7 separate regions of the Mus musculus genome follow, and all the other regions are linked to region 7. A link is a loop called in an ENCODE intact Hi-C map of the cell type or tissue named here. Cell type or tissue: left cerebral cortex. All regions are shown on one strand.

Region 1 (4,000 bases), 120 kb after region 7:
TACTCATTCTAATTGGTAATCATTATTTTGTAAACCCCATTTCCTGTAGCAGCCAGATAGTGGCTCTTTTTCTTGTGACTGGGTGATCTTGTGTCTCAATTGGCCAGCAAGAGTCTATGTGTGTCTGTTCCCACACACATAGTTCTAGAAGTCGTTTTTGTCTTCAAGTCTTACAGTATCAGAAGCTTGTGTCTTAGTGTCAGACACATGGATCAACCGTCCCAAATTCAAGCTGTGTATTTTCAATATGTAGCTTTAAGTCATCTTTCGTTTCAGGGACGGTGATTTTTTAATTTATTCCTTGCAGCTCATAGGAATTTTTCTATGTCACATCGAATATTTATTTAAGGATTCTAATGATATTATGTAGAATTTTTCTTGTCCATATTTTGTATCTTTTCTTGCATAGGCTTTTTTTTTTTTGGCTCAAGTTCTTTATTGTCTCCATCTTTAATTCATCTTATTGTCTACTTTGAAGTCGGCTTGCCCTCATGCCTTCCATTCTCACCCTTAATCTGAAGAGTTCAACTTTCTCTTGTTTCCCCTGAGTTCTGGAAGAGCGTGCACACACCTGCTGGCTTTCACAGATGTCATCCCTGAGCTCTTCGGCCAGGAACTTGTACTACACTTTAAGAGCTTCAGTGCTGCTCCTTACTCTAGCTCTGTTTTAATACCAAGATTCCGTTTTACTCAGCTTCAGGTCTCAGTTTTCTCTTCTCCTTTCAGCATTGTCCTTATGAAGTTGGTTTGACTGTGACCCCTTCTCTTTTCTTGTCTCACAGAGATTCTCCCTGTCCTTGCCCTGTGAAAAGGAGGTTTTCCTGGAGTCGGGCCAGACTAGTTTTCTGAGAGAAATCATTCTGAGTTTCTGTTTTATTCCTTTGATATATTAAATAATTTAGCCTTTCAGTTTGGCAGGCCTGTTTCTTCTACATTCTTCCTGCTCCTGGAAACTCCTCATTATTTTCAACCATTGGTTTTACCCTGTCCAACATCTCTCTGCCCATATTGGTTTTCCTCACAGTGCTGCAACACTCTTACCATTGAAGAGACCTGGCTAGTAGCTAGTGGTCCTGCCAGCCTCTTGCCATGCCTCTCATCTGCCTGGTGTAGTCTGTGGCATTTCCTCCAGTATTGCCAACTGGTTGTTTTCATGTTCAGCTGATGACAGTTCCACTCAGAATTAAGTCACATCATTTGGAAAATGTGGATCTTGTGGTTCTCAAGACCATCAGAGAATCTTTTACTCCTATCTCTGTAGGTGCTTTACAATGGTTAAGTCCCACCTGCCCTGGACAGGCTCTGCTTGGTGACTTGGCTTTAACATTTTTTGTTTGTTTTTTTCTTTATTTGCTTTTGTTTTATGTTTGTTTGTTTGTTTGTTTTAATTTTTACTCTGGGGTCTTCAACTCCTTGTCATATAATTTTGTGGATGCTATTATCTTTTTTGTTTGTTTTTCAATTGAATGCTTGTATTTGGTATGTTTTTATAGTATAATATTTTCATAACATATTCAAGTAATACGCTGCCACAATGATTTAGTTCTGACTGTCATTTAAGACCCCCTTTTCAAAGTTCACCTGCACAGTTAAGTTTATAAGCACACCAAACGAGGCTGAATTTCTCAGAAGTTGGCCATGAGAAACGTAGAATAAAATATAACCTAGATGGAGAATTGGTTTGCTATACCAGACATGAGTACATGCAGTAGTGACCTTACTACTTCAAGCAAAATGGCAGCAATGCCAGCTTGTCTCTGGCTGCCTCCCCTACCTTATTCCCGTTGCACTTGGGCAGTGGGCACAGTTTTGGTCTTCAGAGCCTTGTTGCCATTATCTATCATTATTAGGCAAACCTCATGAGATATAGACCATGTATTCAAAGTTGGGCAGAGATGATAACAGGTGAGAAGTTTGCCAAAGGTCAGGAAGGATCTATTCACAGGTCTCGGTATTAGTGAAGACATCCAGAGGCGGGGCAACCAATTACTTCTGAAAGCCAATGATCCAAAATCAAAGTAAGACAACTACTTACTGCCAGAGGCCATTTGTGTCCCAATTTCTCTCTGTCCTGGCTGCTCTGATATGTAACACTTAAAATACTCACTCTGTGTCTGCCATGTTCGGGGTCTATACTGAGGAATAAACAAAGCATCTTTTCTACATGGAGCTGCATGTCTTGTCCCTAAAGATAGACCTGCCATTTTCATCTCAGTCGTTAGCCTATACACAGCACTGCTGGGAAGCAGAAGCTCTTAGGCTTCTGAAGGTCAGACCACCCAAAAGAGGAGACTTTACCTCCCTTCTTTCCTCAAAGGGCTCCATCTCTGCCGACTCCTTTTCATTTCTGATGGGTTGGAGAAAATGGCAAGCTTTCTTCTGAGCAAAGCTACCAGTGTTTTATTTATAGAAAGTACATCCCAATGTTCAAAGGAAAACCAAGCCCAAATCCCATGGTTTGTTAAGTCCAAGTGCCTAGACATGGGCTCTAGGATATGGGCTTCATTCAGATTATCTAATTTCATTTTCACAACAAATTGTACAGTGGGTATTTAGTTCAGGTATGTTTGTAAGCAATATAAACCTCCTTAGGTGAGAATAAATTTACTATAGGGAATTAAATACTTACAAAGTTATGGGAAATGTGAGCAGAAGCTTGTTACAGGCTAACTTCCTAGGAAAATGCCACAGCTGAAACTCTGACCAGGGAACTATTAATACTATGACAAACAAGAAGCTGCTCTGAGGATTGCAGGCTTCAGATCTTCTCCCAAATGTCCTACGGGGATGAGGAAGCCATTGTTGAAAGAACTGAAGAGTCTGAGGACACATCACATGACTGTGCCCCAGGAGCAGAGCTAGGCATCGGATGCACATCACCAAAAATTTCTGGGCTGTTGCCTCCTTCTCCTCCCTCCAAGATCAAATGCCATCAGCATTCACCTGATTGGCACAAACGTTTTAGCACAAGTAAACGTTTAGCACAAACATTTAGGCACACTAAGAAGGCTCTATCGGTGCCCACACTGAAAGACCCAGGAATTAGATCTAAGCCCATGTTCTCAATCACCTACTCTCTGTCTGACCCTTGGGGGACCTATGGTCAAACTGGTGCAGTTAGACATTTAAAAACAGGGTCAGAATTTTTTCCCCACATTCAATTCTTGTTTCTATCCTATGCCTATCTTTTACTAAACCTCTCAAATTGGGAAGTAATCTACTTATCACCTAAAAAAATTAGGAAATTTACTAACCCAAATTTCGCTCTACTGTACACACACACACACACACACACACACACAAACACACATTCATACTTGCACCAGATTATATTGGAAAGTCATTACTTCCATTACAAAAACTGTTTGAACTTCATTCCCTCCCTTAATTGTCTGGGGCCAATCAAGAGCTCTGGATCATTGCCACTTCCCAGCTTCTCAAAATCATAACAAACTGCTGATGCTGGAAAAGATGAATAGTCAAAACGGCAGCCAGAATGGTGCATGCCTTGAACCTCGTTCCCCAGGTTAAAGGCAGGCTATAAAGAAGCAAGGTCTTGTGCAAAAGAAAAACAAAACAGCAACAATAAAAGAACAAAAACATCCAAGGTATGATTTCTGTTAAATAAACACACCTTTGGTTGTTGTTGTTGTTGTTACAGCATTATAAAGTCAAATCATTGTAAGTCAGGGACCTTCTGTATGCATAGAACCTATGCTTCTATAGCAATCCCAATAAAAGTTCTGTTTCTTGAAGCTAGACTTGAGTGGAATCATTTTTTTTTCTTTCACTAGTGCTCTATCTAGAGTCAATAGATATTTACTAACATCTCTAGGAAAGGTCACACAACACAGGGGAGTTGGCATGGTGACAAGGACATGAAGCAGCTGGTCACCCTGCATGTTTGGTGTCTGCAGTCAAGAAAGAGACAGCAGACAGGAAGTAAATCCACACGAAGGCCTCAGGATCCACCTACAATTGTTTCATAAAGGCCCCACAA
Region 2 (4,000 bases), 100 kb after region 7:
ATCTTATCTCTCTCCACCCCAGGCCATTCTGGATTCATTCATGCCAGAAATTACTTAATCTGCCTTCCTAGCAGGGTCATCTCTCCTCCTTCTACACATTTTGAAACTAAGTAAGGCAGAGATTAATCAAAGCCCAACCTGTTTATTCAGGTTCCCAGAGAGGCAAACACTATATTTTCATCTCAAAGCCCCCACTCATCCAGCATAACCCTTTGCTTGAACAAACATTTTCATGAGGCCCCACGTAGTAACCAAGCCAAAGGAATTGGTCACTTCCTCCAGAAAGCATTTGATATCATGTAGATGCACCGTGTTTCGAAAATGTTGTAATCCCTGGGCAGAAGATCCAAAGAAAAAAGGACGAATCATCCCAAAAGTTGGGAGGAAAAAAATATTTTGGTAAGAGGTTGTTGCTCACTAAACACCAAGCACTTAAAAATAAAAACAATTGTGTGTACAGTCTAAGCATTGGACGGTTTCTTAAGTTCTAACAGCATTCGGTTTCCTTCCAGATGCCTCGGTTGTATAGATAGAGCTAGGGTGTTGCTGGCCAATGTCTTCCTATCAGTTAGATTCATTCAGTGTGGCTTACATGAATCTGGGTGTTCTATATTCCATAGGCAGGCTCTCCTAGTTAGCTCAAGGTCAGGAATATTTAGCTATAATTGCTATATTTTAAATGCCAAATGAAATGGTAAACACACACACTCTCTCTCTCTCTCTCTCTCTCTCTCTATCTTTCTTTCTTTCTCTCTCAAAAGAACTGTGTAGTTAAAATTCACTAAAGATATAAACTTCTGTTTCAATCCCTTTTACTGTTAACTACTAAACTTACACATTTAGGTACCCTGGGAAGATTTGAATGGAGAATTGAGGAACCCAAGTTTTACCATTTGGAGTGTAGGATATTAGCAAAACCTGTGAACCCCTCCTGACATGAGCAATTTAAAACCATGAAGGGAGATGCAAGCTGGCAAATTATGAGATCAACAATTGACCCAGAGTCCCGAGAGAGAATATAGAAAATATGCATCTAAGATCAGACGAAAGAAGTCAACACCAAGTTGGTAAGAAAAATTAGACTCTCAGAGGACCTGATTCTCTCTGTACTGTTTTTGCCAATAGCCCTGGATCAGCCATCCCTTTGGGGTGTGGCCACTGATGCTAAGAGCTGAAGCCAAGAATAGCTCCATCTGTTATGTTTCTGGTCACTCTGCCTTTTCTACTTCAGAGAAGGCAAATGTGATTTAATTTTATAGTTTCTTAAAGCTCAGTTGGGCCAGAGAATTTATAAAGAACCAAATACATGGAGGCCCAAACAGGAGTGTTGCTGTGAGTTCAAGGTCAGCCTGGGCTACATAATGAGTCCTGGGCTAGCCTGAACCACTGGCTCCAAAAAAACAATACAATGCAGCAAAAGTGATAATGGAAAGGAACCAAGAGGTGCAGAACAAACATGTGTTTCTTAAATGAGAACAAAATTACATGTTGTCTATCAGCTGGATTAGTAAAAAAGTGATATAAGCCACACCACATATGGATGGTACCACTGCATGCTATGATAATCACCAGGGTCAGCTCACCAGCAAGGCTGTCATGAGTCCAGTATAATGAAGGGGCTGAGCCATGCTGCCGTATGCTTTTGGCTGAGAAGGCAGACCATCCTTGTAATTAAGGATACTGTAGAATTTGCTTTCATTGGACAAACCTGAGTTTGCTCTCTCTTTGGAGAGAGCAGCATCTGTGAGCACATTTTTGTTTTTTTCTTTTTCATGGGTATTTGGCTGGCTTTTTGATGCACAACTTACTGAAGTCTGCTATCATAGCGTCCCAGAGCCAAAAAGATCCCCAAGGGCTGTGGAGGCTGCATGTCCATGCTGTACACAAACAGGGTCATGACAGTCACATCTGGCCATGGCAGCTCATTTATACAGCTGCAGTACAGAAACCCCCGCTTCGCTGGACTTGCTGTGTCAAACATTCCACAGAGCCCTAGCCTAAGAGAGATGCAAGGATCCCCTGCACAACACTGGGTCCTACCCATCCAGGTTATTCACGGGTGCCCAGACCATGCTGTGTTTTACGATTGCGGAGGAACCACAGTTTGCTGTGACCCTAGAATATTCTCATCTAATGGCATCATGCCTGAGTTTCCAGCCAGTGGAGCTCATCTTCTGGGTACAGGGAGTGCTTTTTCAGCCTTTTTTGTCCTTTTAGCACAAAGAACCCTTTTATACATCAAAACATTTTACAGATCTCCCACATAACAGTTATATTTTTAGTTTCTAGTGACTGCAAGAAGAAGCAACACAGAAAAATATCTATTAGAAATCTTAGTGGTGCTTTTAGATGGATCCATAGCTAATAAACTATATTGTCTCTATCCTTTTGAAGAACAGTCACCTATATATTTAAGGGCTGTGTTAGGCCTGGTGATAAACATGGATTCCAGGATTCCTAGATCCACAGTAGCATTCCATATTTTCATCTCTGACACACTTTTATCAAGATTTACGACCCACTGACCGGGACCACCATGCTGACCTCTGTTAATGTTTTATAAACTCATGTTCAGGGGAATGCTAATTCAAGGAACAAAATAAGCTTGCAAAGAAAAGGAAGTTTGAGGAAAGTTTCGTTAAGTCACTTCTCCTAGTGAACAAAGACACAAAAAAATTCTCAATAAATGACTTGCAAAGCACATTTAGCACTACATCACAATTGTTATGTATCATGACAGAGTTGGTTTTATGCCAAGCATATAAGGATAGTTTACCTATACAAATCAATAAACATAATATAGCCTATGGCAATTAATTACATAACCATCTCAATAGATAACAGCAAGTACTTTAGACAAAATTTAAATCCCTTTATGAAGGAAGACTTGAGAAACAAGGAACTGAAGGAGTGTATCTCAAGCTAAAAATGACTACATATAACAAGTCTTTTGCTAATATCATAACAAAATGGGAAAACTGAGGCAATTTCTTCTAGCATCAGAAAAAAACAAATGATGCCCAATTTCCTCACTGTGCTGGATGTTGCTCCAAGTTGGGGTTGCCAGAGAAAGAAGACAAACACAGAACATACACACACACACACACACACACACACACACACACACACACACACACACACAGAGAGAGAGAGAGAGGGGGGGGGGATTATCACTGGGTAGACTCAGATCTCTGTTGGAGAAAGCTCAACCAAAAGCTCAGCATATTTATTATATACCAACTCAAAATGCATATGAAAGTCCAAAATAACCTGAATGACCAAAGAAATCCTGGAGTCATCACAACACCTGATTTCAAGTTATATTATAAAGCTATTAGTAACAAAATACAGCCTGGGGCTGGCACAAAACAGATCCATATGCCAGTGGAATATTGATAACCTAGAACCAAAGCCACATAGATGTATGCACCTCATTTTTGACACAGGTATAAAAAACACATTGGAGAAAAAGACAGCCTCTTTAACAAACTGTTGTTGGGAAACTGAATCTTCACAGGTAAAAGAGTAAAATTAGACTCATCTCTTTCACCCTGAATAAAAATCAATTAAGTATGGATCAAAGGTGTCAAGATAAGATTGCTTGGATAACCAACAGCTAGATACTAGATAGCCACAGGTAAAAACCAAACACTATTGGTCTAAAACAAAGAAGCAAACAAAAAAACAAAATAAAAAACAAACAAAATGAAAAAAACAGCTCTCAATGGAATGACTCCTGATGGTCTTCTGTTGTACTCATCGATCTGTGGCCTGACGAGCCATCATCAGAGAGGCTCCCTCAAGCAGCAGATGGGAACACATGCAGAGAGCATGGCCAAGCATTTTGTGGAGAGAGAGTCTAAATGGGAAGAAGTCTTCATCAAATTCTGCCCCTCAGAGCTCAGGGAATCCCACAGCAGAAGAGGTAGAAAGATTCTAATATCCAGAGAAAGTGGAGAACACCAGGAGTATAAGGCTCTCTGAGTCAAATAAACAAGGC
Region 3 (4,000 bases), 250 kb after region 7:
GCTTTGACACATCTGAAGGAAAGGCATGCTTAGTAATTTTGATAACAGCCCTTTCTTCCCCAAAGTTGCTTTTCCTTTAAGCCAATGTTGTAAAATTAGCTTTCATTTGCCAGCTGTGCAGTTAAATTATACACACATGCAAGGTGAAATTTTGATCCAATTGTACATTGTGAAATGGCTACCATTACTGAAGCAAATTCACACAGACCAGTGTCTCAGTTAGCACTACTGTGAATGTAGGTGGCCAGAACATGTGAGGTTTATTCACTTAACAACACTCAAGTATGTAATACATTCTTATTTATCTATTATAATTTCCAAGCATGCTACATATCAGGTCTCCAACCCTTACTTACACTACAGAAGGGAGTGTGCTCAGCACATAATACTAAAAACAACACTGATTTTTCTTATGGGGAGCTGGGATTCCACAGGCTCAATTCTTATTATATTTTCACTTTGGCTCTTGCATGTCAAATGGAAGGAAGACTAAAAGCTCCAATTATTTCCAAGAGTACAGGAAGGAGGAAGAAGAGAAGGAGCAAAAATAGGAAAGATGAAAAGGAAGAGAAATTTTAAAAAAAAAGAGGGCAAAGGACAGGGAGGAGCAATGAGGAACAGAAGAATTATGTAACTCTCAGCTCCTCTCCTCACACACATTAGAGAAGGGTTGGATTAGGACCATGAAAGTCAAAACGAGGCCGACACACTTTCCCCATTCCACTTACTATGTGGTTACTGTTAACACATGTGTTTCCAATCACCTCTATCTTAGAAACAGTGCAAATGTGGGTGCTAAGAGAATCAGATGTGCCAAACATATCTGACATCACAGCACCCTTGGAAGAACTCTCAGTGAAACCCATATATATGTGGATATCACAGTGGTTCTATTTTATTAAACTCACAACATTTCCACCCCATTTAAACTCCCTGTGATAGCGCACATCGTCATGCATTTGGGTAGTGGTTTTCCTTCCAATTGGCACTCAGAATCCTCTATTAAGCCAGATCCAAATACTAATGCCAAGTCCATGATTAGCTCTTCTTTCCACTTGGTTTCTCTCTCTCTCTCTCTCTCTCTCTCTCTCTCTCTCTCTCTCTCTCTCTCCCTCTCCCTCTCCCTCTCCCTCTCCCTCTCCCTCTCCCTCTCCCTCTCTCTCTCTCTCTCTCTCCCTCTCTCTCTCTCTCTCTCATACGTGTGCAGTGTTGGATACAACTATCTGTAGATGAGCTAAGGCTAGAACCTGGATGTGACAATGGCCCTGACAGGCATTAAAATGGGATTCCTATTGCTTTTGTATATCTAAGATTTTGTAGCTAAGGGCAGCCCATGTCTATAATCATGTTGTATTAGTGGCCCCTAGACCATGTGTGGTTCACAGATGTGTTTTATTTGGCTAGCTCCATGTTAGAAAAGCATTTGAATTTGTGGCTAATATTTATGTATTAAGAGATTCTACATGAAAATATGGATTTCTGGCTTCTTATGACAATTTTGATGTGGCCACAGTTGGGCCTACTTTTCCACATGGCAACAATTGGCCGGGGCTGCAGAGCAGCTGGCTTTTTGAGACAGGCTCTGTACCATCTGGTTAGCATCTCCATCCAGCTCACTTCTCCCATTTATGTAACTTGCCTCCTTTCTGTGGGTGTTTAGATTTTCAACACTGGTTTATAACAACGGAACTTTAGATTATCTAAGCTGCTGGTTTGACCAAAGTGAGAAAACCTGTAATGAGAACAGCTAATGACCTTTGTTTTAATCTGGTTTCTTCAAAAGTAGACCTTGTAATGAAGATTCAAATCTAATTAAATTATTTAGGAGTTGGACCCAGGAACATTAACAGGGAAACAGAGAAGTAGGCTAGGAAGAGATGAAAACCAACCAAGAATGTGTCATGAAGTAAGTCACCACCATAGTCAACTAAAGTTTAATCCTTCTAGAGAATTCTGAGAGAAGCTAGTGTATGAACCAACAGAGGGACAAGAGAGTAGGGAAATGCAAGCCGCTTCTCACAAGTTATCAGCTGGTGATTCTCAGAAGTAGCAAATCTCAGTTTTTCTAGGCAGCCATGATGAAAGCAAATCAAAAAGTACACTCAGGGAACAAGAGGCAGATGGTAAATACTGGGAATCAGTGCCAAGATTCAATGGGATATATGCAGGACACCAAGGAGCATCAGCTACATCTCCTCTGAGGTCATCTCCAGATGATGGGTACAATGATGGTTTTGTCTTGGAATAGGCAGCTGACAGTTGCTATTTTCTGACTAGCATTTCAAAGTTTCTCTGATACGAATGTCTCATTCTTTGAACAGACACCAAGCATTTTCAAATTGGCCTTCACTTTCAACAAATATCTACCCTCTGCATAAAAAGATTGTATTCAACCTAACTACCCCCCAAAAGAGAGTTAATGAGGCTATAGAGGGTGTGACTTTTGAAAATGGCAGTGTATATGCTGGAATCACCTTAGTCACCTTATTCATGGCTCTTCAACAGGATAATTCGATACCATTCACTGTTGCTAACCATGTTGAGTCATGGAAGAATTGCACATGCCTCAAGCATGTATATATAAGCTCCCCACTTATGCTGTAATTTCCTTTAATGAGAATCCTTCCTAACTCCCAGCCCCATGATATGTATAGTGTTATATCACATATTTTTCCATTGGGTTGACTACATAATCTGACAATAAGCAATCTAAGGGAAGAAGGCTTTATTTGGCTCACAATTTAAGAGGGTGTGGTGGGAAGACATGGTGGCAAGTCACATTTCCCAGGAAGCAGAAGGTATATCAGAGTGGCTCTCAAACTTCAAGATCTGCATCCACTAACTCACTTACTCTAGCAAGGCTCCACCTTCTAAGGGTCCACATTCTTCCTAAAACCATTGGCTGGGGACAAAACATTCATGCACATGAACTTATTAGTGACAGTTCACATTAAAAAATCACAATGGTTTTGCACTGAAAAAGCAGAAATCTTATGTAAATATTTATGTAGTTTAAATCCTTCAGCACCAAGTAGAAAGTAGAAAGTATTCTACAAGGGGGAAGAGTCACACAGCATTTTCATTTTCTTCTGCTTTCTTTTCCAATGGGGCTTCTCAGACAGTACTCACCTCTACTAGGGATGGACTTTCCCTAGCCATTTTACAGGCCCACATTCCAATATAGAAAAACACTCACAGAAACATCTAAAGCTATGTGTTGATAGTTTTGTAGTTGTTCCTCAAATACAGGTAAAATAAAGCCTAAAATTAACTATCATGGCACCTGGGATGTTGCCTTAGTTAGGTTTCTATTGTGCTGATAAAATATCATGGTAAGAAACAACCTCAGGCTAGAGTTTCAGTTTATAATTCATTGAAGAGGGAAGTCAAGGCAAGAACTCAAGACAGGAACTTAGAAGCAGGGAGTGAAGAAGGGGCCATTAAGGAATGATGATCACTGGCTTGCTCCCCATTGCTTGCTCATTCTAATTTCTCATATACCCCCAAACCATCTGTCTATAGATGGTACCACCGACAGTGGACTGGGCCCTCTAACATCATTCACTAATTAAGAAAATGCCCTACAGATTTGCCCATGGAGAATTTGACTGAGACATTGAGGTTCTTCTTTGCAGATAGCTTGAGTTTACATCAAGCTGATAAAAAAATTAACCAGGGCAGAAGACATTTGATTTTAGATCTAGTATATTTTTCCTGAGGTAAGAAATAATTCTTTGTGGAAATATGCCAAGCTGGACATAATTCCTCTCCAAGCTTTGGGTAGTCATATATTTTGTACTGACTGCAGGCTTACAAACACTTTTGCTAAGTTGATTTTCTGACTATCCTTTCTATTGTGATGCAAATGCATTTAGATGAGGAAAATGTCTTAGAGTTTTTTATTGCTGCAACAAAACATCATAGCCAAAAAGTAAGTTGGGGAAGAGTTTTTTCAGTTGACACTTTCACATTGCTGTTTGTAGTGGTTTGAATACACTTG
Region 4 (4,000 bases), 67 kb before region 7:
CTTAACTACACTCTTCCTCCATTTACCCTGAGCATCAAGGATGCAAGCACCATCTGTATTTCCAATAGAAAACAAGAGAATGCAAGTCAATGGATAGAGCGGACAAAACCCCAAGTAATTACTGTGATGAAATAACAAACTTGAAAATCATGAGTTTAAAGGTAGAAGAGTCGGACTATCATTTCCCTTGGCTCCCTTAAATTCCTATGGGAATTTTTCATTCATCTACTAAAAGGCCCATTAACTTGTTCATTCATCCAGTAAGTATTTACCGGATACTCAGATTCTCCAGACCAGCATCTGGCCTTCTCATTTTAGGGGATAAAATCAAGGATCTTTCCAAAGCAGCACCTCAAAATAACCCAAAGATGTGCCCAAGCAGCCTTGGAACCCCAAACCCAGTTTACTGTTATAGGAGGGAAAACGAGGGTACAGATTTAAGTACATTTGCACAGCTGATGTCTGCTCGGACTGCAGTGAGCTGTAACATCTGGGGCCAGGTCACCAGGCACTGGCAGGGCTGACGTGTGTGTGGAGGTGTGCATGAGACAGGTGATCAGATTGCCCAGCCAGGATGAATGAATGTCTGGGGTTGGTCATTAGTGACGATGCCACTCTGCCCTTCTGCTGTACGGGTTCTTCAAAGTGCTCAGCAGACATCTGGAGTCGGGACTGTGCTGGGCATGTAGTGAAGTGAGTGGGGATGAGAGCTCAAGTCATCTGTGAGAGAGATGGTGCTAACTGAATGTATGGATACAGAAGCAGGCAAACACAAGCGGGAGATGTGTGAGAAAGCGGTAGACTGGGTAGGTGAGGGAAAGGAATACGGAGTAGAATCGGGAGGTGAGAGGAAGAAATATGGGCTTACAGATCGGATAAACTTAAGGAGCAAAAGCTGTTGCAACAACACCCCCCCCCCACCTTTATTTCTTTTAGCCCAATAAAACCTCAGAACTTAATGGGATGAACACTGAGTTTGTCAAACACTTAAAGCGGGAAAACCTTTTTGTATAATGAGTATTCATTACTACGTCCCTCTAAGTTTGGATAACTAAACACACATTTTTCTTAAAGCAGGGTCATTTAGCAACACGGTTAGAAATGGAGAAAATGAAAATGAAGTGCTTCATCTGGCACCCAGCTGATGCCAAAAATCTGTCCTGTGGAGGGAGGGTGGGTGGCCTCTCTTTAAATCTTACTCCCGGAGTTAGTCTGCAGAAGGCAATGTCACTATCCGCTGGATCAGCTGACCAAGGCAGACGTAGAAGTACAGTATCCATTTCCTATCACCCTTAGACTTTCTGGTCTCAATTTTCTCTTGTTTAATACAGTCTTGCTTCAGACTGAGCTCTTTAGTGCAAGCTTGGGTCAGGGCAAACTATAATGCTCTTCTGTTGAACACCACAGCTGCCATAATACAGCCTTTATTATAGGGTAGCAGTGAGGCAGCTTTGCTCACAGGGAATTCATGGTAGATCAGTAGGCTAAGGGGAGACCTCGGCAGAAATCATATTAGTCTTCACACAGTTATCAGGGCCGGGATCCCTCCCGGTCAGGGCATCATGGTCTTCTGACATCCACGATGGACAGGCTCCCTTTTATAACGTGATCATTTAGAACACACAGTGGAGTGTATTACCATACAAAGAGGGCATTGATGCACCTGCAGCATCGCCCAAGCCTTGACTCTGCAGTGGGCAGAAGGTTGAAGGGGGAAGACTGGCAAGGGAAGAAGGGGCAGATTCTGGCCTCCTGTTCTGAGTATAGGTCAGTTAACACCTACAGCTAGTTTACAGAACCATCTTCCAAAATTCTGTTTTCTTCTCTTGAAAATTCATATTTGCAGGTTCATCTGGGTGGAAGTTGGGTCTTTGCCTTTGTGTCCGGGAATGCGAGCTTTTGCTGAAAGGGGGGGTTCTAGGAAGGAGGGGGAGCAACTCACCGCTCAGTTGCTGGGCTGTCGCCAGGCGGGTAGGTTTCAGGATGAACTGGCATTGCATCTCGCGGGGCAGCTGCTCCATGAGGAAAGGCTCTTGGAGCTGGGATGGGCTGGCAGAGTCTCTTGATCCCTGCGTCAGAAGGGCAGTGTCTCGGAGGTGGCTCATTTTAATTCCATAAGGATACTCGTGTCCTACAAGAAGAAGAAAATCCAAATGCAGACTTCAGGCTGGGCGAGTACCTCGGGCGAGTGCTGCAAACCGGAGCGCACTGTGACTTACACCTGGGCCATCTGGGATAAAGAATGCTTTTGTTCAGTGAGAGATCCATGTGCCCAGTCTGCAGCCGGGGCCTCTGCATATTGCAGGTGGCTCTACCAAATCTGAGAGGTTGTCTCACAGCAGGTGAAGGGTAAGCGGAGGGAAAAAAAACTCTTCAAAAGATTCCTTAGAATGACTGTAGACATCGGTTTGTGGGTTGCATAATTGACCTTTTCTACGTTTGCATCAAGAATATCTAAGAGCTTCTAAAAATGAGGACAAAGAAGCCTGCCTGGTAAAGATTACTCCAACCTAGCCATTGATTGGTGAGCCCTCGCACCCCATAGAGCCTTCCTCAACAAAAGTTTGCATTCCTGAATATACACTTAATATGTAGGTGTGGTGGCTCATGCCTGAAATATCAACACTTGGGAAGCTGAGACAGGAGTATCGCTCTGAGTTTGAGCCCAGCCTGGGTGCCAGCCAGACTGAAAGTGAGATAGGACCTAGGCTACAGAGTCCATGTCTCATCCCCGCACATTTCCCAAAGATTCACCCTGTTATCTAGCACATCTGTATAAAAAAAAAAAAAAACATTTGCTTATTGTTGGTTGCAGAATTAGTTGTTCAGCAGCCCTGGGACTGGTATTCCTAGGGAACAATCTAAAGGAAACTGTAGTGGGTTCAGAATACAGATACAGATGCAACAACGAATTGACAAACCAGAGCATGGACATCTGACCTTAACCCAGTTTTTGTTGGTTAGTTCTCCAGGTAAATCATGGGTGTGGTTCAGTCCTTTTATCCTGCCATGCTGCAGATTTTTAAAGCCAAGACAGCATGTTTTCACTTAGACTCACTGAATGTAACTCAGCAAACCCTTCCTTTGCACTTGACACAGGCATAAAAAGCAAATGTGTTATTGACATTTACACACATTACAGAAACCTCTAAAGACTAAGGCAAGAAGACCTCCATACCAGCATAATTCAAAAGTAACCTTGAAAAACAATGGGCCACTAATCCACACTGCTTTGTAAGTCAGAAGTTTTTTCATTGCACAGTTTAGAGTTGTGGTTTTCAGTGAAGTTGAAAGTGGCTCTGTGCCTAAGAGTTACGGTCTTAGTTCTAACGTAATAAAATTATTTGTCATTTTTTAAACGATATCTTCTTGTTGCCTATTCGCTTTTGCATAAATGACGTTTAAAACCAAACCTGTCTGAGGAAACTGGCTTTGCCTTCAGCATGGCATGACAGCGTCCTATTTTCTGCATGGCAGAATATACAAGCATTTTCTAGATAAGTTTGTTTTCAATTCCTAAGATCACTTGAAATACTCAACCATCCCAGAGTGACCTCGCACGGGCGCATGCTGCACAGCCTCCAACAGGCAGGCGGCACTCTAAAATTGCTAACTGTTGTTATGGTTATCATTTGGGGAGCTGAAACAGATACCAGAATTTATTTTAATTACCATATTTCTGTTAATTACAAAGTGGAATTACTAACCAGAAAATACTTTCAAATAAATAGTGGAAATAAGGTAAGTTAAAATTTACTTCTCGCTAATTCCTCAAAACAGCAGGAATTTGAATTTCAGGCCAGTCTGGACATTGTCTCCCAGGCAAAAAAGGAAAAAAAAAATCCTAAAAACAAATGGAACTTTGGCCTGGAGAAATGGTAAGGGGAATATACACTAGTTGTTTAGCGAGTCAGTGAAGACTCTCAGGAGTCAAAATGTGTTAGTGTCACTTCCTCTGATGCTAAGGGAATTCTGGGAGAGAGCAGATGTTATGTACTCA
Region 5 (4,000 bases), 430 kb after region 7:
ATGGGTCATACGGCCCCCAAAGGAGGAGCTAGAGAAATTACCCAAGGAGCTAATAGGAACTGCAACCCTATAGGTGGAACAACAATATGAACTAACCAGTACCCCGGAGCTCTTGTCTCTAGCTGCATATGTATCAAAAGATGGCCTAGTTGGCCATCACTGCAAAGAGAGGCCCATTGGACTTGCAAACTTTATATGCCCCAGTACAGGGAAACGCCAGGGCCAAAAAGGGGGAGTGGGTGGGTAGGGGAGTGGGGGGGTGGGTATGGGGGACCTTTGGGATAGCATTGAAAATGTAAACGAGGAAAATACCTAATAATAAAAAAAAAGAACACATATGGTATGTACTCACTGAAGTGGATATTAGCCCAAAAGTTTGGAATACCCAAGATTCAATTCACAGGCCATATGGAGCCTAAGAAGAAGGAGGACCAAAATGTGGATGCTTCAGTACTTTTTAGAAGGGTGAACAAAATACAGGAGGAAATATGAAGACAAAGTGTGGAGCATAGACTGAAGGAAAGGCCACATTGGATGCTGGGAAGTTCTTGCTGATGGAAGCCTGATACAGCTGTCTCCTGAGAGGCTCTGCCAGAGCCTGACAAATACAGAGGCAGATGCTCCAATCCAACCACTGGACTGAGGGTGGGGTCCCTGATGGAGGACTTGGAGAAGGGACCTAAGGAGCTAAGGCAGGTTGCAGCCCCATGGAGGGAGCAACAGTGTCAATAGGCCAGACCCCCAGAGCTCCCAGGGACTAAACCACCAACCAAAGAATACACATGAAGAGACTATGGCACTGGCCATATACGTGGCAGAGGATGGACATAGTGGGAGGAGAGATCCTTGGGCCTGAGGGTGTTGGATGTCCCAGTGTAGGCAAATGCCAAGGTGGTAGGATGGAAGTGGGTGGGTGCAGGAGCACCCTCATAGAGGCCAGGGAGGGGGGAGGGGGTTTCTGAAGGGAAGACCTGGAAAGGGGAAAACATTTGAAATGTAAATAAAGAAAATATCTAATCAAAAAACAAAAAACAAACAACAACAACAACAAAAAAAAACAAAAGCAAAGAAACCCTCCTCTCACCCATGGGGGAGGGGCGCATTCAGAATTCCTGTGACAAGAGGGAGGACACTGTTCCCCTTCATTCTCCAGCCACTACTTTGCTCCAACAATCAGTCAGCAGGCCACTAAATGAAGGACAACCTGCGGTCCTTAAAGTACAAATCTGTAAGTGGAAGAGAGTTGTTCTAAGGAAAGTAGAGGTTAGCCCCAGTGTGGTTCCCAAGGTTTTCCTGGGGTGATATGAATGCCATTTAGGATGGGATACAGAATAGATGACTCCTGTATTCAGCACTCTGCCTCTCTGCTCACTTGTATATCTCCCCACACTAACTCCAGGAGCAGATGAATTTGTCATATACAGAAGAAAGCAGCCCTCCTTATAGATGGCTGTCAACGCAGATGTATTTCTCAGCAGTATCTCACCCCGTACAAAACCTACAAGCGCAGCACCTGGCCAGAGGAAACACGACACGAATATTTTCAAACGAAGTAATTTCAAGAGTTGTATTTCTAGCAAAGCAAGATTCGTGCGTGTGTGCTTGTGTGCAAAAGGAAAAACCTGCCAGTTAGATGTGCAATGGTTACAAGAGAAAGAAGCGCAAGGGTCGGGGGGAACCTGGAGCAGCCAGCCTTAGGTGTTATCTTGAGGAGCTTCTGCCTCCCAAAGGTCAGCTAGACCTTCAAACCCAAAGAACAGGCTGCCATCCCCATACTAGATTGTCCCTCAAATGCAGGGCTGTCCCTGACCACAAGGTGCATCATATCAGAGCTCTTTCTTGGAGAAAAAGCTAGATACTATCTTGTGAGTGTCCCCATGATAAGCCAGAGCCTCTTGGGGGCTGGAGTTTGCTTGGTTCCATCTAGTCTGTAACTTGGAGCACGCTAATAAATGATAGCCATGTTTTCGCAGTTCAACAGCCCCATCTGGTCACCAATCTTCTCCCTTCTTCCCTCCTACAGGAGAGAAAGAGGGCGGGGTACTTTGCAGTGAATGGTGGGAAATGGCCTCCTTTCCCGCAGCCACTCACGAAGGACCATTCAGGTTGGTTTGTCCAGAATTTAAAGGAAGAAAAAAGTCCACACCCTCCGTGACTGTGTCTCTGTAGTTACCAGAAAGGTCTGATTAGCCCAGCTGCCATACAAGTCCTCCAGTGAGCTCCATATAGAGTTGAGGCGTCACCTCGTGGCTAAAGCTGGAAGTACATCCAGGAGTAACTCAGACCTACCCCAAGCTCATGGCTTGCTTTCTGCATTCCCTGTAGCTAATAGCTACAAATCATTAGATGCTGCATTTTTTTAAATGCCAACCTGTTCAAGGACTGTAATTTTGCCCAATGTGTCTGTCCCAAAGCAAGGAATAGATAGAATGTACGTGATCAAAACCCCACACCTTAGTAACTTATTCTTGACGTGGTGCTCTGCCAAATACCTCTTCAAGCTTAGAATCATCCTGAATATCTGTAGACCCTAGTTAGCACCTACAGGCAAGTAAGTCCATGCAGAGACTGATAACGCAGTGGGTAGGGGACAAACCAGAAAAAAAAATGCATTCTTGGCAGAGCACAGATTTCTGTGGGGCTTGTTCAGAATATGTTAGGGAAGGGTCCTCTTCCTATGGCTTCAAGTGCTGGCAAATATTAACTCTTGCCCCTTGACACAATTTAAGGAACACCCTGAGGGGGCCTGGCCTAGCAGGACTGAGACAACAACCTCTGGGGCCGGAGCTCTAAGCACCCTCTCTGGGAAGGTTGGAAGAGCAGGTCAATGGATATTATCAGGGCCTCTCCAGAATGGTGATCTGGATCCGGCCTGTGAATAGTGAGCTTTATTAAAGAGCAGCTGGGAGAGATGGCCTGAGGGAACTCAGTACAGGTACTCAACACAGTTTCTAAAGCTCTAAGCAATGTTCCTGCCTTCGTGTCAGCTGCACATGAGGCGGTTAAATGGCAAAGCCAGTCTTGGGTGGCTTAGCGTAGATTTGTACTAGTTTCCAAGCCCAGAAAACCAAACAGCTGATTGGGTTGCTCCATAGATCTCCATGAATGAGCTTTCGGGTGTTTCCATCCTTCCCTGGGCCCAGCTTTCAGACAAAGGCAGAGAAAGGCACACTTAACTCTTCCCCTTCAGTCCAATCTGGGGAGGAGACGTGACAGTTTTCTCTCTCTCCTTCCTCTTCATATCCATCCTGATTGCAGACCCGCTGGTCCTCTTCATTGTTTCTTTTTCTCGCCTTTGCATTTATCTTTCAAGGTCGCTCTTGCCTTGACTAGAACAAGGCCTCCTAACAAGTTTTCTTTTCTTTTTTCTTTTTCTTTCTTTCTTTCTTTTTTTTTTTTTTTGTTTTTTTTTTTTTTTTTTTTGTTTTGTTTTGTTTTTCGAGACAGGGTTTCTCTGTGTAGCCCTGGCTGTCCTGGAACTCACTCTGTAGACCAGGCTGGCCTCGAACTCAAAAATCCGCCTGCCTCTGCCTCCCAAGTGCTGGGATTAAAGGCGTACACCACCACTACCTGGCTTAACAACTTTTCTAAGCTGAACTGAAAGCCTAGTTTCACCAGGAGCCATATAGTCTTACTGGTCAGTCATGATAGGACTCTCTTAGTTATAGGTCAGATCTCTGCCACAGTTAACAGTCTCTGTCTCTGTCTCTGTCTCTGTCTCTCTCTCTCTCTTCCTCTCTCTCTCTCTCTCTCATTGCTGTTCAGAAGGGTAGTAAGCTGTTTTTATTTTTCTGAGCAGAGTCCTTTAGAGAACTTTTTCCTTCATTTTCATTAAAAGAAATTTTCTCACATTAAACATTTGAATGCCTCCTGCATTCCACAGGCAACGTGTACACTCATCCTTAGAACTGGAGATCTAGTGAGAAGTCCAAGGGAGTAGATGGATACAGTTCCACCAAGAAAATTAGGAACAGTAGAAAGATCTGTAAAGATTAAATGT
Region 6 (4,000 bases), 340 kb after region 7:
GACAGCCTGCTAGGGTCCCAGGCAACTTGATACAAATGAAAACAGACTAAGTAGAGACTAATTGTAGCCAGTAAACTAGGATGGAGATGTATCACAAGTGTCAGCCTCCATCAAGACAAGCCTCATCACTTACAGCCCAGGACTCAAATCCAGGGGAGTAAGACAGTAAGTACCTCAATAGCCCAGACTGTGCCCTATGATCTCTGTAGCTGGAGGCTCTGTGTACAGTGCTTCCTGTGCTCTAGATACTGAGGTTGCATGGCTTGAATGGTGCATTCCACCAGACAGAAAGCTCTTCTTTACTGTCAACCAGCTCTGCCTCCTAAGGCCAAGGTGTCATGTATGAGATGGCAGTGATCCCTCAGATCTTACAGTTTATGATGCCATGATTATATCATCTTGGGAAAGTGAACTCTACTCTTCTGTCTATAAAATTAACAGTGTAACTAGGTTAGAATCCTCTTTATTATGTTTGAGACCTTTTAAATGTCATAATTTGATGCAGACATTAAAACCACTATTGAGTGATGTTTCTGAATTCAATTAAGCATTCAAACCCTTGGAGGACGGGATTCTGCCATGGGAAGCCTGAGCAGATCTGTTAAGTCAGCAGCAGTGGGTATCAAGATTTCTGCACTTTTGCATGTAAAGCCTATTACGTTCCCCTTTGTTATCATATTAGGTAACACTTCGGCATTTACCATGTGTCTGACACTTTGCATGTACTCTGCAGGCCTTCATTTGCTCCATTCTTAACACCACCATTTGAGCTAGAGAATATTACATCCGTTGACAGCTCAGGTATTGACAGGTAAGAGCAAAGCCAAGGCTTGAGGTCACAGCTATCAATGGCCAACTCACATCTGCAGACCTCCAAAGCCTTCCACCACCCCCAGCCCTTCCGCAAACCAATTAAGACTTTTTAAACCCCCGGGGCAAAATTTCCTAAGAAATTTGATTTAAAAGAAAAATATCTGGTCATTTGGGGACACCATCTATAAAATTGTATTTCTAATTCAGAAAGAAGACGCGGAGGATGGTATGCACTGCTAACCATGGTAAGCAATCTGTTCAGTCCCCGTGGCATAAAGTCTGACTTTTTTTCCTTCTATCTGCTTTTATGCTTAAAGGAATTAAAATGTCAGGAATCATGCATCCCCAGTGGATGGCAGAGATATAAATAACTCCCACGCCACTTTGCACAGATGCAATAGCTAAATTGAGACCAGGAAAGACAGAGACAAGTGTAACAACACACTGATGATGTATCTATTTTTAAGAAAAACTGTTAAATTAGAAAGAGTGCTCAATGTTAAAAAAAAAATCCTTCAGAGGAAATAACTGGACACAATTCTAAGAGACTCAAAGGCAAGCCGGAGCCAGAGTGAATGAGCAATCCACATTCCAGAAGGGGCTGAGGGAATTGGTTCTCAGATTTAAACAAAAGTATGAACATTTTTAAGGTATAAAGGCAAAGAAAAAATTTTAGCCTTAAAGAGCTTAAAAGATTACTTGGAACCAAGAAAAATATTTCTGAAACAATAAAAACTATATATGTTAAATGAAACAACTGCTAATAAATAACCTCTTCAAAAATATGTTGTTTATTGATCTTTAAGGGAATTTATACTTAAAACCAAGATACAAATAGTTGTTGCAAATGGATTCTACTTAATTTATTTATTATGTATTTTATACCACTCCACCTCATTAATCCAATTCCTGAGTATTTATCCTAACATAATATAAAAAGAGCCAGTCACTGAGAGACCTTGGGACAGTCGGTCCTAAATGGTTGTCTCCTTCATCAAACCCCTCCCATCAGGGCTTTGGAACCTATTCAGAAGAGGAGACAGAAAGACTGTAAAATCTGGAGAGAATAGATGCTACCACAGCAACTGTTTTCCAGACACAGCAGACCTGGTGCTCACGTGAGCTCACAGACTGTGGAAGCACACAGGAGGCCCACATAGGTTCAAGCCAGACAGGATCCTGGGGCTGAGGGGGTGGAGTGCTTAGAGGATCCCAGCCATAGCCAAGAGGCGATCTGTAGTTGACACCTGCTTGCAGAGGAAAAGTTAGTTTTCTCTAACAGTCTCACTGGGTATACAGCCCACACTTGGGAAAGGGTAGGCCCCACTCCTAGCCATAGATGGCCAATACAAAATGTACTCAATGGTATTTTTGAAGACCTTTGTTTCATGCTGTTTTGTTTGAGCTTTTTTTTAACCTTCCTGGTCTTTTGCTTGTATATTATATGTGTTCTCTCTCTCTCTCTCTCTCTCTCTCTCTCTCTCTCTCTCTCTCTCTCTCTCTCTCTCCCTCCCTCCCTCCCTCTCTCCCTCCCTCCCTCCCTCCATTGCTCCCTCCCTCTCCCTATTTCTCCTTCTCTGTGTGTATGTGTGTGGTGTATTTCTTGTCTTTTTTCTGTTTCTTTATTCTGGTTTGGTTATATTGGTGTTATATATGAAAAATTTTGCAATTAAAGAAACTATCAGTCACAACAAATATGCAATAAAACATTACTTGAACAGCAATTTCCTAAAAAGGAATGAAAATACAGGAAAGTAGAAATCTACCAAAGCAGCCATTGTCTGGTAACTTTGCTAATACTATATTAACAGTAATAATCTAGATACTCTCTTTATAATAAGAAGATGAGCACAAAGAGTTTAAGTTACCTGACAAAGATTAATCTCTCAATAATAGAGGATCAAAGTATATCCTGAAGGACATGAAGTAGAAAGGTGTTAGTTAACAAGTACACCATTGTTAGTGTAATAGCATAATAGGGAAAAACATATTAGTTTTGTATAGCAATTAAAATAAATTTTTCTTAAGAATCTTAATTCTTCTTAAGAATCTTAAGAAGGGAAAGTGCATAAGATTAAGTATTTACGTGTGTGTGTGTGTGTGTGTGTGTGTGTGTGTGTCTGTGTGTGTGTGTGTCTGTGTGTGTGTGTGTCTATGTGCACACGCACATAACTGCCTCTAGTCTATAATTAAATGTGTGAAATTATACTTACAAATGGGCAGTAACTGGACATGAGGGAAGCACATATTTATTATAGGTAGTGACTTTGCTTAATTAGAAAATATTTTGCTGTTACTCTATTCATTGGAGACATACTTATTGAGGGCCTATGCTGACACACAAAATAAAAGCATGTCTTTGTAGAGACAATATTCTAATAAAAGAGATAAATAATAATACACATATTACATGGACCTGACTAATGACAATGCTATGAAGAAAAACAAAGGTGTGTGGGGGGGGGGCTACACTTTTAGAAACAATGGCCAAGGAAAGTCTCCCTGATGAATGGTATCACTGGAGCCAAAAGGAGTGAAGTCTGACAGTTATGGGAGACTGTCAGACTGGAGAGGCATGCAGGCCTACACCCTGTAAATGCAATGGCTCTCAACCTGAAGGTCATGACCCCTTTGGGAGTCAAATGACCATTTCGTATGGGTCACCTACCACCATCAGAAAACACAAATATTTACAATATGTTTCATAACAGCAGCAATTTTACAGTTATGTAGCAGCAACGAAATAATTTCATGGTTGGGGGTCAGCACAACACAAGGAAGCACTGGGAAGGTTGAAAACCACTGCTCTAATGGGTTGCTGCATGGGTGTGGAAGTGTGTGTAGACATGTTAGGCTAAAATGGGGTAAGAAAGAGAGGCCCATTGATCTTGCAAACTTTATATGCCTCAGTACAGGGGAACGCCAGGGCCAAGAAGTGGGAGTGAGTGGGTAGGGGAGTTGGGGGTAGGGTATGGGGGACTTTTGGGATAGCATTGGAAATATAAATGAAGAAAGTACCTAATTTTTTTAAAAAGTTAAAAAAATTAAAGAAAAAAAAAAAGAAAAGCTGAAAAAGCATGCCCATAATAAGCAAAGGCACAGAAAAGGACACTGTTACATCCTTCTGCAGTGTTTAAAAGCAGGACAATACATGGATAATGAGTTATGTGAGTATCATCTTAGAGAC
Region 7 (4,000 bases):
CGCTTTAAATCTCTGCCAATTGCCTAATGTTCCTCTACCATCCTAAATTAAGAATGACATCCTGACAATTTCACGTTTTATTTGGAAAAACTGGAACACACACACACACACACACACACACACACACACACACACACACCACATACAGCGCGCGCGCGCGCGCGCACACACACACACACGCACGCGCGCGCGCGCACACACACTCACACACACTGTCTCTGAAGGGTGAAAAAACCCACAAGGGCAAACATCAGCCTCCATACATCAAAGGCTGAGCCGCCACTACTGCCCATCCATCAAGTTCACAGACACCCATAGAGGGCTCTGTGACAGGCCCAAGGTCCTTGGGAGCTCACATACATTTCTATACAGCTATCACCTCTCTTCTTTCACCTCCAGCCAAGCCACCATTCTAGTGGGAAGATTAATGAAAAGCCATAAAATCCGGACATGCAGGGAGCCAGTGTATCCCTGTGAGTCTCTAATTATAGTAATGCAACGTTTTCACATTATTTGTTAGGGAAGAACTAGAATGAGCTCTCATCCCAACTTGTTTCCACAGAAGCTGGAGAAGGCGACACCACTGTAAGGAACAAATATGGCCAAATATCTGAAGGTTTAGTGCTGGAGGAAGGGAAGGGGGCACCCATGGCTACAGCACCCAAATCAATTCCCAGGAGCTCAGAAGCTCGCGGCCCACGTGCACTTGCTCCGGGACCTATTGCAGACTCCTGACCTCTATCGAAATCCTCCCGCTGCACCGTGGACCAGTCAATCACCAGCAAAAGCTACAAGTAGTTACCCGGATCAGTCCTTCGGGTGTCAGGGAACAAGGGCGCCGCCCCCACAGGCAAATGCAAACGTCCCTTCTCAGGGGGTGGTTCTGAGCCAAGCCCCCCATGCCCCGCTGGGACCTCCGGAAACTGCCCGCCCACCGCCAGCCAGCCTAGATCTAGGCCGAGTCAAACCTCCGGATCCCACAGTGTAGCCCACGGCACCCATCTCCGACATCCCCTGGAGGCCTTGGGTGGGCGCATCATCCCTCCCCTCCGGGGCCGCCTACCTTCCTCAGGCTGTCGGGTTAAGACTACCTCGGGAGGCTCGCAGGGAGGCACTCCCCGGGTCAGAGATGGAGAGGCAACGGGCTTCTCCGAGACCGTTTCCACCAGAGAAGACAGCGGGGATCCCGGGAGGTGACCCTCCCACCCCACGCGGGGACCGTTAACCCCTCTCAGCACCAGGCACCCGTGGAAGGCGCGAGCCCATGGAGGGGCCCTCCCGCTCGGGCGTCCTCACCTTCTTGGTGCCAGGGCCTCCCGCGATGCGAGACATGCCTGTCAGCGAGGAGGAGCGCCCCGGCTGCGCCCCTAGAGCATCCTGCTGCGGAGACATCGCTTCCATGAAGAAGATCTGCAAGCTAAGCCCAAGCCGAGGACCGGGTGGCTGCGCGGCGCGGTCCGCTCAGGCCGGACGCCGAGCTGCGGGTGCGGGCGGCGCGCCTCCCGTCGGGGCCATGGACCGCCGCCCGCGCCGCGCTCGTCGCGCTCGCCGCACTCTGCTCAGGCTGCAGCAAGCGCTCCGGGCGGCCGCCCGTCCACGTAGCCCCGCCCCGGCCCGCCCCGCCTCTCCGCGTCCGCCCCGCCTCCTCCGCCCTCCCCGCGCCGCCCGTGCACACTGCCGGGAGCGAGCTCTCAGCGCTTGGCGCTACCGAAGCCACTAACCTTGCGAGGTGCCTCCGCGGGTACGAAGCTTTCGCTGCCGCGCGCCACGCGCCGTGCACCACGCACCACTGCCTCCGGTGCAGCTCCGCGCGCCTGTCCGCTCGCTCCCGCCAGCGTCCCTTCCCGCGCAGCTGCAGCGCGGGAGCCTCAGCGAGCGCGGCTCGCTCGAAGGTGGTGCAGGGGCCGCCAGCCTAGCCTCGCTTTCGCGGACTGCGGAAGGGACCCCACCCCCACCCCCAACCCGGTCCCCGCTCCGCTGAAGAAGGAGTTAGACAAATTTGGAAGCCCTGGTGGCATCGCCGGACTTCGGGGGCAATATCGAACGCTTGCTAGCTAAGCCTGTCAGGGTAACCCAGAGCTGTTGCTTTGCAGTCACAGGGAGCAAGCATGGACAAGCAACCTTGCATGTCTGCACCACCAGCTTCGCAGGCAGCAAGCTGCAGGGACCCTGCATTCTGAAGGAGAAAGCGCAATTAAGAGGAAAATGCAGGCAGAAAGGAGGTTGAAACTTGGCATAGTATCTATGAGAAGGCAACAATATGTGGAAGCGTTGATCTGATATCGCGAGCTCAGAACCTAACTTCCTGTAAGTCCAAATAGTGACCCCTCCCTCTTTTTTGGACTAAATAATAATCAAAGGGCAGTTGGAACAGACCAGGGTTAAGTAGTGTTCGCACTTTGCAGGGCTGGCTGCTGGTGTAAATGATACAGTAGGTGGCATTCTTCCCTTGGAATCAGAACTAGTGTGAAAAAAAAATCACTAAGGATATCACTCCGTGATTGCGAGATGGTTACGGATTCTGCTTATTTTTGTGACAAGGAAAAAAGAAAAGAAAAGAAAAGAAAGGGGGAGAAAAGGAAAGGAAAGAAAAGAAAAAAAGAAAAAGAGGTTTCTTGCAGTTTGGGCGGCTATTGGGGCAGGTTATAAGGAACAGAACTCAGGTGGGCAGTGTTCCAAGCTAGGGGATGCTGTCCAACACACACCCACAAAGACACACCTACACAATCATCCAAACCTAAGATTGTTTGTTGTGGAAATATAAGGCTAATTTTAGTCACATCACACTACATTGTTAAAAGGAAGCTTAATAAATCTCATATATATGTATATACATCTGTGAATCAGGGGTGCTACAGCTGTGGTCCTCGTGCAGAGAAGGGCTTTCACCCACTAATTTATAGGTTGTGCTTAAAGAGGGCTTTGCAGTTCTGTTCATTCACTTGGAACCACCCCCAGGTGCCTTAATCTCTTAATTCTTTGGTGAATGGACACCCTGGCTTTTCTTAATCTGCCTCATTTTTGTTTGTTTGTTTGTTTGTTTGTTTGTTTCAATTCTTTTATCTCCAAATAGTTCACTTAGCCCAAAGAGTCACAGCCATCCAGACATTCTTGTTCTTTGTTGCCACCTGATAGATACTAAGGCAGTGTCTAACATAATAAATGTTTGTTAGTTAAATGAACTGAGAAGACACACAAATGATATAAGAAAGATGCAGAAGAGTCAAGACAGAGCTGGCTGTCATTCAAAGAGCCCCATGGACTATGAAGTATCTCTGTGATGAAATAGCCAGTTTCCCAAATCAAGGTACCCCCTTTTCCCCCAGCAAATGTGGAAAACTTTCACTGTTCATTTTGTCTTTTTATTCCCAAGATGAAATAGCTTGGAACAGCACAGAAAATTGCTCTCTCCACGTTAAGTTTCGAGGCAAGGCTACTCAGGAAATTTGGGTTTGAACAGCCGACAGTAGAGACACATGTCTGTCTGATCACAACACTGCCCTGCTAAACCATTATTTGGTTCCTTGCTGTGGAATAAACCAAAAATGTCATAGTACAGAATGAAAGACAGACCCCCCCCCACACCCCACCCTCACTTCACTTTCTTGCTGACTCTTATGTGTCTTTGCTTCTCACCCTGTTCTCTGTCACCTTGAAATCGTCATACTTTCAGAAGCCCACTAGGACTTTGGACTTGTCCTTCGTGTCTGGGAATTTTCCAGGCTACGTCTCTACCCTCTTTTACTTTACTCCGAAATGTCTAGTATCTGGGGCATAAAAGGTACCTGGTGAATCGTCCTGGAAATCTTCAGGACTGTCAGAAACCGAGAGAAGTCTTCCTAGGTTTATCTCTTCCCCAGCTCCAGGCACCCAGGCTTGAGAGTAGCTCCAGCAATTGCAACAGGAAGCCTTTGCTGAGTGTTTGCTCTATGGGAGACTATGAGTATTTTACAGATATAATTAACTCCCATCTGTATCAGATAGGGTGGGTTCGTTTATT

The links. Peaks named below come from ENCODE experiments on the same cell type or tissue, not always from the same donor. Only the 100,000 strongest peaks of a DNase experiment are listed, where the experiment ranks them.
Region 1: a loop joins it to region 7, with 2.7 times the contacts of the local background. A loop is called at or near these places in 2 of 42 quality-filtered maps.
Region 2: it touches region 7 in a loop (2.1-fold over the local background); 2 of 42 quality-filtered maps call a loop at or near these places.
Region 3: a loop joins it to region 7, with 5 times the contacts of the local background. A loop is called at or near these places in 3 of 42 quality-filtered maps.
Region 4: a loop joins it to region 7, with 2.4 times the contacts of the local background. A loop is called at or near these places in 5 of 42 quality-filtered maps.
Region 5: it touches region 7 in a loop (8-fold over the local background); 20 of 42 quality-filtered maps call a loop at or near these places.
Region 6: a loop joins it to region 7, with 9 times the contacts of the local background. A loop is called at or near these places in 4 of 42 quality-filtered maps.

What each region holds. Positions count from the first base shown.
Region 1 is chr9:51,645,499-51,649,498 of GRCm38, reverse strand. No RefSeq gene overlaps it. Among named protein-coding and RNA genes, the nearest start is that of Arhgap20, 120 kb to the left of the region's middle. In left cerebral cortex, no CTCF peak of the experiment used is centred here; no DNase peak of the experiment used is centred here.
Region 2 is chr9:51,659,257-51,663,256 of GRCm38, reverse strand. No RefSeq gene overlaps it. Among named protein-coding and RNA genes, the nearest start is that of Arhgap20, 100 kb to the left of the region's middle. In left cerebral cortex, no CTCF peak of the experiment used is centred here; DNase peaks (open chromatin) are centred at 1,173 and 2,095; H3K27ac peaks cover 651 bases.
Region 3 is chr9:51,515,414-51,519,413 of GRCm38, reverse strand. No RefSeq gene overlaps it. Among named protein-coding and RNA genes, the nearest start is that of 1810046K07Rik, 190 kb to the right of the region's middle. In left cerebral cortex, no CTCF peak of the experiment used is centred here; DNase peaks (open chromatin) are centred at 829 and 1,593; H3K27ac peaks cover 1,532 bases.
Region 4 is chr9:51,829,770-51,833,769 of GRCm38, reverse strand. It overlaps Arhgap20 (Rho GTPase activating protein 20), which reads right to left. Exons shown (of 15, transcript NM_175535.4): 9 at 1,943-2,131. Among named protein-coding and RNA genes, the nearest start is that of Arhgap20os, 44 kb to the left of the region's middle. In left cerebral cortex, no CTCF peak of the experiment used is centred here; a DNase peak (open chromatin) is centred at 2,194; H3K27ac peaks cover 533 bases.
Region 5 is chr9:51,333,720-51,337,719 of GRCm38, reverse strand. The region is part of intron 1 of Gm39338 (a long non-coding RNA gene); the gene reads right to left. Among named protein-coding and RNA genes, the nearest start is that of 1810046K07Rik, 6.8 kb to the right of the region's middle. In left cerebral cortex, a CTCF peak has its summit at 2,257; a DNase peak (open chromatin) is centred at 2,234.
Region 6 is chr9:51,420,709-51,424,708 of GRCm38, reverse strand. No RefSeq gene overlaps it. Among named protein-coding and RNA genes, the nearest start is that of 1810046K07Rik, 94 kb to the right of the region's middle. In left cerebral cortex, no CTCF peak of the experiment used is centred here; DNase peaks (open chromatin) are centred at 244, 1,167 and 1,941; H3K27ac peaks cover 1,193 bases.
Region 7 is chr9:51,762,908-51,766,907 of GRCm38, reverse strand. Arhgap20 (Rho GTPase activating protein 20) reads right to left here and starts at 1,557. Exons shown (of 15, transcript NM_175535.4): 1 at 1,297-1,557. The coding sequence starts at 1,401. Gm40520 (a long non-coding RNA gene) reads left to right here and starts at 1,480. Exons shown (of 3, transcript XR_870739.3): 1 at 1,480-2,307. In left cerebral cortex, CTCF peaks have their summits at 1,376 and 2,430 (motif pointing right); DNase peaks (open chromatin) are centred at 1,356, 1,729, 2,155, 2,394 and 3 more places; H3K4me3 peaks cover 2,499 bases; H3K27ac peaks cover 2,148 bases.